Regions from separate parts of the Homo sapiens genome. Here all the other regions are linked to region 1. A link is a loop called in an ENCODE intact Hi-C map of the cell type or tissue named here. Cell type or tissue: ascending aorta. All regions are shown on one strand. Region 1 holds the start of MMD (monocyte to macrophage differentiation associated). Region 2 has its middle 3.5 kb from the start of TMEM100. Region 3 holds the start of PCTP (phosphatidylcholine transfer protein).

Region 1 (2,500 bases):
TTTTAGAGAAGTGTATTGCTTTAAAACAGGGAGAGATAGTCTGACGTACTGAAAGGAGGTGGGTCTTTAAAGTTAGCGAAAGGTAGGTAGGAGCCTTACTTTTGCCTTTGGCAAGTTTATTGACCACTATAAGCCTCAGCCTTATCTGTAAAATAAGTTGGATAATGCCCATCTGGAGGAGCTCTTGGGAAGATTGAAGCATGGAAAGCACCTCTCTGGAAGGTTCAAGGAAAGGGAACTAGAATTATGGGTGACAGAATTCCCTGGCTTTCCAATGCTTTACTGTAGGTCGAATGAGCACTCCTAGCAGGCTGGCCTCATGCCACTTCAGAGTCTCTAGCCTGCAGGCTGGGGGCTGGGTATGGACACGATACCTGGAAGGGAACACATATAACTTCCATCAGTGATCCTGGAAAGGCTCGACAAATCACCCATTCATTCATTCTGTGTGTATGTGTGTGTGTGTGAGAGAGAGAGAGAGAGACAGAGTCTCACTCTGTCACCCAGGCTGGAATGCAGTGGTGCAATCTCGGCTCACTGCAACCTCTATCTCCCAAGTTCAAGTGATTCTCCCATCTCAGCCCCCCGAGTAGCTGGGATTACAGGAGCCCGCCACCACTCCCGGCTAATTTTTGTATTTTTAGTAGAGACAAGGTTTCACCAAGTTGGCCAGGCTGGTCTCGAACTCCTGACCTCAGGTGATCCGCCCACCTTGGCTTCCCAAAGTGCTGGGATTACAGGCATGAACCACAGCACCTGGCCCATTCATTCATTTTTATTTGAACTTCTCTTCCAGGAAGCCCTCTGAGTTTAGGTTTAGCGACAGGACCCTGATTCAAGTCAACTCGTTTATTTGAAAGCTGCCTGGATAAAAATAAAATAAAATAAAAAATAAACTGGAGGATAACATAAAAGGATCCTTGCAGAGGATTCCTCCTTTTGTGGATCTCACTGAATCTCAGAGTTAGAAGACGCTCAGAGATCTCAACTCCCTCAAGGGTCAGACAAGGACAGGTTTTTCATTCTGCCCTGGATCCTCTCACAATAGCCTCGCGGGAGCTGGCCCTCAAAATGATGAAGGAATAAATGAAAGGAGGGATGGAGAAATTAATGATGAAGAAAAAATGAATGAGGTAGGGCTGCTTGTTTGCTGCTATTTTCTTCACAATGCTTTTAAGATTTCCTGGTCCATCTCCTCCTTCACCACTTCTCTCCCTCCCTCGATCTCTTCTCCAACTTGTCTCTTACAGAAGGGCGCCGCGTTCCCGCGCTCCTCCCCTTCCCCTCGCCCCGCCCCTCCCCAGCGAGGCCCCGCCTCGCTGCCCGAGCCCGGCGGGAATGAATGGCAGCGTAGCCGCCGCGCCGCTCGGGGTGCCGATTGGCTGACCGGCGCGCTGACGCGCCGGCGACCGCGGGTGCACGCAGGCGAACAGAGCCGGCGGGGGCGGAGCCGGGCTCCGGGGCGGGGCGCAGGAGCCCCGGGGCGGAGGAGCCGGGGAGGCGGGAGGCGGGAGGCGGGAGGTGTTGGGGCCGTTGAAGCGGCCTCCCTCCCGCCCCCAGCCGCCCGGTCTGGCCCCAGCCCTGTCCCGACCCCCGGCCTGGCCCACTCCGACCCTACCCGGCCGAAGGGTTCCGCTGGACACGCAGGCGGCCTCCGGAGCAGCCCAAGCCCATGAGGGCCGCGCGCCCGGCCGCCGGTGCTGACGAGACGGAGCTCCTGGCCCCCGAGGAGGAGCAGAGGATCAATGCGGTTCAAGAATCGATTCCAGCGGTGAGAGGGATGGCGTCCCGGTCCCGCTGCCCGTGTCAGAAGCGGGTTCCCAAATCCCGCCGTTAAGCGCACGGCTCCCGGCTCCTCACCTGGATTCATCCTGGGTGGATCCCGCACCTTGGCCAGGGATCAGTTCCCTGGGGATTCCCCACCCTGCTGTCCCTGGGCGATCCCCTTCCTCCAAGGATGGGAGCTCCTGCCTCACCCGGGTCTCCCCTCGCGATCTGCGGACCTCAGATGGATTCCCGGCCCCGGGACTCCAAGCCTGTCCTCCTTCCCGGGGATCCCTTTGCTCCTGGGGCTCACCCTCCCGACCCCCATACAGGCTGGGCTCTGGCTCTCTCTGGGAACCCGAACCCCAGCCCCGGGCACCGCCCCCGAGTCCTCCGACCTGGCTTTGGCCTCCATCCCTTTACCTCCAGGGTGGGGGTCTCCCGGGGCGCGCGGAACGGGGTGGCGCCCTGCGGAGAGATTTGTCGTAAAGCGGGGTGCTAGGCATTTTGGGTGCTTTGTGAACGGCCCTAGCAACAGGGAAACTGAGGCACGCTCCGCCAGCTTAGCCCTGCCTGGCCGTGTAGGGGCCTTGCTGGTTCTCCAGCTGAACGTCCCAGGGCGGTGCTATTTTTGGGCTCTGCGAAGGGGCATGTTAGCTTTCGGGTGGCGAGACCTGCTGTGGAGGCGCCGGTGTTAGGAAACGAGGAGGAGGAACCGTGGAGGCGCCACCGGAAG
Region 2 (2,500 bases), 300 kb before region 1:
CCTAGAAATTGTACAGCGATTAGGAGTCGACTGGGTGCCACACAATGTTTATGTACATAATTTTATGACCAAGACAAGTGATATTTGGCACCTGAGACTAGGGGGAGATTTCTCCTGTAAACGAGCACCAAAGGGCTCCATGCTATCAGGTATAGGGAGGAGTGGCAAAGGGGTGAGGTCATTGTGATCCCTTCCCTTCTCCTCCCTGAAAAAAAAACAAGTATGGTGTGTTTCCTGCAAGCCCCAGAATATGTGAGCCTTAGCTCACTCACTAAGGGAGGCTGACCCTAGGAGTGTGCATTTGTCTTAGGAAAGAAAGTGTCAGCCCATTTTGAGGTAACTCTCGAACTTCGGGCTTCCTCATCTTTGGCCTCCAAAGAATAACGTACATAAACATAAAATGCGATGCAAAATGTATGGGGTTGTATCAGGATGGCAGGAGTTTCGGTGTATATTCTGATTTTGAGACAAGAAAATCAATTCTTCTCATCTGAGGCCAGAATGGTAATTAGTTCTTGTTGAAGTGAGAGATTATTTACTCAGCTCTATTTTTTTATGTTTATGTGACCTTTCATAGTTACTCAGAACAAAATGGGGTAAGAGAATGGGGATTGTAATGTGAATCTAAAAGATGTATGTTTCCCTTTCTATATTCAAATGGATCTTATGAGATTCCCATACCTAGAAATTGACCACCAATTAGTAAAATACAGATTTATATCTAAGGCACATTCATTGTTCCTCTTGGTACTATCAGATCTCTCTATTTAATGTCCTAGACCTCAAAGAAAAGTGTTTTGGAGGAGAAAAAAAGAAAAGGAGGAATAATAACATGACCTGCTATCCAAAATGAACACAGAAGCACAGATCACTTTCCAAAATGTCCATGATTTCAGAACATAAATGCAGGCACACCCTTAAAAGAAGCATTAGAGAGGAGAAAACCTGGCCAGCTTCCCAAATCTCCCTGCATCCAATTGGACTGGGTGATGACTGAGATCAAAGGCATGTGGTGATTGGACAGAAGGCCAAGAGGAACTGGCATCCTCAAGGCTGCTGGAAATTAGCCAGCTCAAACACACCAAGCAAAAGCAAATTGGAAATAAAGACAGGCGAGTAATCAAATGCACATGGGGGCATGCTTCACAAAATGCGAACTTCATGTGTTCCCAGAGGAGAAATTGCCAGGTCTTCAACAGCACAAACTCAATAGGAAAATCAAAACATCCCCTTTTGCAACCTTAGAGCCTGAATCTTTGGCTTCCACTTTAGGGAAATGGGCAAAATGACCTCTTTGTCATAGTACACACCATGCTCCCTGCCCTCCTCCACTCCCAGACCCCTCTCCCCTAAGTAACTTTGTCTTTCATTTTGTTTCTAAAGAAAAAAAAATGAGATTTTTGCAATTTGGGGCATTCTCTCTGGAACAGCAAATGTTCCCAGCTCTGCCGTTTACAATGCCTTTGGTGGAAGGTCACCTCGGAGGTGTGATTTTTCAGTATAACATAATTTCTATGGTGCCTTGACATCCTCCAATGAAGAGCACCAATAGGACCACTCCTCTGACATTAGGGAGAGGGTCCACTCAGGCACCAAATGCCATTCTCACCACTAATCCTAATCTTCCTTGTACTCCTTTTATTACCTGCATGTTATTGGGAAAGAGGATGGTTTATGGTCCCATTCCCCTACATACACACTTTCCAACCCCATACTCCCTTAGAAATGTAGAGCAAAGATTACGAATTCTTTTCTGCAGGTTCTGATTCACAGAGGGAGAGCATCAGAATGGGGGCTTTGGATAGGAAAAACCTTGCAAATTAGTGCCTGAATAAAGATATAAAAAGAGAAAAGTGAAGGAAGATATTCTTCTCAAACTTGATGCCCTTTCTCTCTGTCTCTGTCTGTATACACACACACACACACACACACACACACACACACACACACACACACACATATATATGGGTTACATTTTCATGGAGGACAACAGAGTAAAATCCAGCAGCATTTAAGGGATTTCCTCTTGCCAAATTGTCTCCGGTCCCTTAATTGTGTTTAAGCCTTGCTGAGTACTTTGTTTACGGTCCCTAATGTGGTGATTTGCATCCCCCTGTCTGGGTTGCTCTTGGCAGGGCAGGCAGCTGTCTCAGTCTAACTCTGGCTGGGAAAGGTAAGGATCTTTGCTTTGCTTTTTGAAAGATCTGGGAAGGAAATGTTGAATGTCTATGGGGGTTAGGGGCATAGATATAATTCATGCATTGGAGGCTTTGAGAAAAGTTCTCCAAACTTAAAGGAGTCTCCTAAAGCCATGTGCTTTAGAAAGAACTAGAGAGATTTCCTCTTCTTTGTGAAAATAGAGGGCTCGCAGAAATAAGGCTGGTTGCATTGTGGATGAAATTTTGCATTTGGGGGCAGGTGTCCCCAAAGGATGCCCAGGGGTGTTTAATACTTTGTAGACACAGAGTGGAAGGAGGAATAAACATTCAGAAACAACAGG
Region 3 (2,500 bases), 330 kb before region 1:
GCAATGAGACAGGCAGAGTTTTCATTCCTGTTTAACAGGTGAGCAACTTCTAAATATTGCAAACGTTTGTTTTCTGTTTTAAAATATAAAAACACTATATTTGATGTAAACAAAAATGCAAGTGCCTAAAAAGGCAACCACATGTTTGACATTCACAAGATCATGAACCCTCCAATCCCACCTCTGCTATTCACTTATCTGGGCCATTTCAGGAGTGACTTCACCCTTGAGGCCTGTTGCTTTCACCTATGAAACCTGGGGTTTAACCAGGTGAGCATGAGGTATCCTCCTAACTCTAACACTATAATATCCTGGTCCTGTATTAGGAAACTTCAGTTTCACCCACATTACCTGCAGGCGACTTTTAACCTACTTGCCATGCTGCGACTATTACACAAAGCAACTGATGACAAGCCTTGGATGACAGGCCTCAGGGGCAATGCCTTCCACCTGGATGGCTACCTGATTCCAAAGACTTCAACAACCAATCCCATTCCTCCTACATCTTTACTCCTGCCTGAAGATTCGGACTCAACTTATTAAGAGCAACTTGGAAGGAAGGGGCAACAACCAAAAGAAACGAGTCACTAAAACAGTAGGGCCCTTCTCGGCAACCCCTGACACCACCCTGCACATCCAGTCCTTGAAAAGTTCTGTTTCTTTTCCTCCTATATCCAAGCCCTAAGATACCGCCCCTCCCCCACCCCAGCCCCCATATGCCACTGACACGCATTGGAGAGTGAGGATCAACGTCCCTTGCAGACGTGTGCACGGGCCTAGGAACCAGCTGACCCACGTTTCAACTGTCATTAACTTCTAACTACATGCCCCGTCGGGCCTGACCTGAGGCTGAACTCCTGTGACCTTCCAACTCCCCTGGATCTGCACGGCAGTCACTTGGAGGCACCGCCCCTGCGCTAGCTCCAGAGCTTGAGACAGGGTCCGGGCGGAGCTCCTTCCTGAGCCGGAGAAGACGCGCCCCTGTCCCTTCCGCGACTGCCGCCCCGCACTCCCTGCGGGGAGGTCGACCCCGGCGCATTCTAGGCCCCGCGGTCCTCCAGCGGGTTGGCCGCTACCTTGTCCAGCAGCCGGTAGATGCTGATGCCCGAGGTCTCCACTAGGAGCTGCCAGTCGGCCCCGGCCAGAGCGGGCTGCTGGAGCTCGGCGCAGGCCTCCCAGAACTGCTCCTCCGAGAAGCTTCCGGCGGCCAGCTCCATCCTTCCGCAGTCCGGGCTCCTCCGCCTGGAGGGCAGGCCGCGGACACCCTTAGTGTGGGCCTGGGGGCGGGGTGACCGGGCTGCCCCGGCTGCCCCGGCTGCCCCAGCGTCATTGGCAGGAAACTGAGGAGAAGGCGGGGCCTAGACTGGAGGAGCGGCCTGAGGGTGGGGCCCTGGAGGGGCGGGCCTAGAAAAGCGGGCGGGGCTGAGCAAGGAGTGAGGAGGATAGACAAGAAGTAAAAGGAGAAAAATTGGACTTGATGTGGGGAAGGAAGGAAGAGCTGGAGAAGTAAGGAGGCTTCCAGAGGGAAGGGAAAAAGGAAGGGAGACAGTGATGTCACCTCAAAAACAGCTCCTCAGTAGCCTATCCCATACTCCCTGCTACTCCCATAACCTACAGACCTGTTTGAGTGTCTCTCATTTACCTTTCTGAATAAAGTAGAGAAAGTCTCTTTGGTAGACATGAGAGGAGAGGTGGGCAGAGTAGAAATGCTGGAAAAATCCTAAGGGGTCAAATGCCAGAAGTGTATTTCAATATAATTTCTCTTCTTTCTGCTATACATTGTAAAACATTATTCTGAGACGAGGTCCATTGGATTCCCCAGAAGACTCTAGGGGTTCATAACACCAAAACAGTTTAGAAACCTAATCCATAATGGATCTACAAGGTTGTTGCCACCCTTGAGGGTAGAAACTGATCTGAAAGGTGTCGTACTATCCACCTAGGATTTCTGCAACTTGCATAATTTAGCTCACTGTGCAACTCAAACATCTTCTTGTTCCTTTGAAGTCCCTTGAGTAATACTGTATTTCCCACCAGCAGACTGTACTACCTGACTTTGAATAAAGTAGGTCGTTTGAACATCAAAACGATGTAACAGCCACGTGAGTGCCAATAAACTCTGGAAACTCATGTTTCCTAATCTGTAAAATGGGTCAAGAATTGTGCTACCAGTTACAGCTGAGGAGGTGGTTGGACAAGGAATAATTTTCCACAGTGCCCGTCCAAGTAAATGTTCAATAACAATTTCCACTTGTTTTGCATTACTATATTGAAATGCTTTTCTTTCCTTACTTGAAAGAAAGTTGATGGCAAAGTCTTAATTTATGTGATTTTCCAATCAGGCAAATGATCACATTTGGCAGCTTGCTTAGTTAGACACAGCAGAGATAAATAATTGCTTTCCTCAAGTCAGTCCTGGTTCTGTTTGGCTTTATAGGTGTGGAAAGAGGGATGTGAAATTTTCCTAGACTAAATGCACAAAAGTTTAGGCTAGACATAC

The links. A loop is a pair of places that touch in the nucleus more often than their neighbours do. Peaks named below come from ENCODE experiments on the same cell type or tissue, not always from the same donor. Only the 100,000 strongest peaks of a DNase experiment are listed, where the experiment ranks them.
Region 2: a loop joins it to region 1, with 5 times the contacts of the local background. A loop is called at or near these places in 6 of 110 quality-filtered maps.
Region 3: it touches region 1 in a loop (4-fold over the local background); 17 of 110 quality-filtered maps call a loop at or near these places.

What each region holds. Positions count from the first base shown.
Region 1 is chr17:55,420,941-55,423,440 of GRCh38, reverse strand. MMD (monocyte to macrophage differentiation associated) reads left to right here and starts at 1,606. Exons shown (of 7, transcript NM_012329.3): 1 at 1,606-1,771. The coding sequence starts at 1,746. RefSeq lists a silencer at 1,206-1,665. In ascending aorta, no CTCF peak of the experiment used is centred here; DNase peaks (open chromatin) are centred at 1,380 and 2,430; H3K4me3 peaks cover 1,740 bases; H3K27ac peaks cover 1,038 bases.
Region 2 is chr17:55,725,161-55,727,660 of GRCh38, reverse strand. It overlaps a transcript of TMEM100 not described here. Among named protein-coding and RNA genes, the nearest start is that of TMEM100, 3.5 kb to the right of the region's middle. In ascending aorta, no CTCF peak of the experiment used is centred here; a DNase peak (open chromatin) is centred at 990.
Region 3 is chr17:55,749,821-55,752,320 of GRCh38, reverse strand. PCTP (phosphatidylcholine transfer protein) reads right to left here and starts at 1,270. Exons shown (of 6, transcript NM_021213.4): 1 at 1,077-1,270. The coding sequence starts at 1,217. RefSeq lists a silencer at 1,133-1,472. In ascending aorta, a CTCF peak has its summit at 1,133; a DNase peak (open chromatin) is centred at 1,290; H3K4me3 peaks cover 1,776 bases; H3K27ac peaks cover 1,270 bases.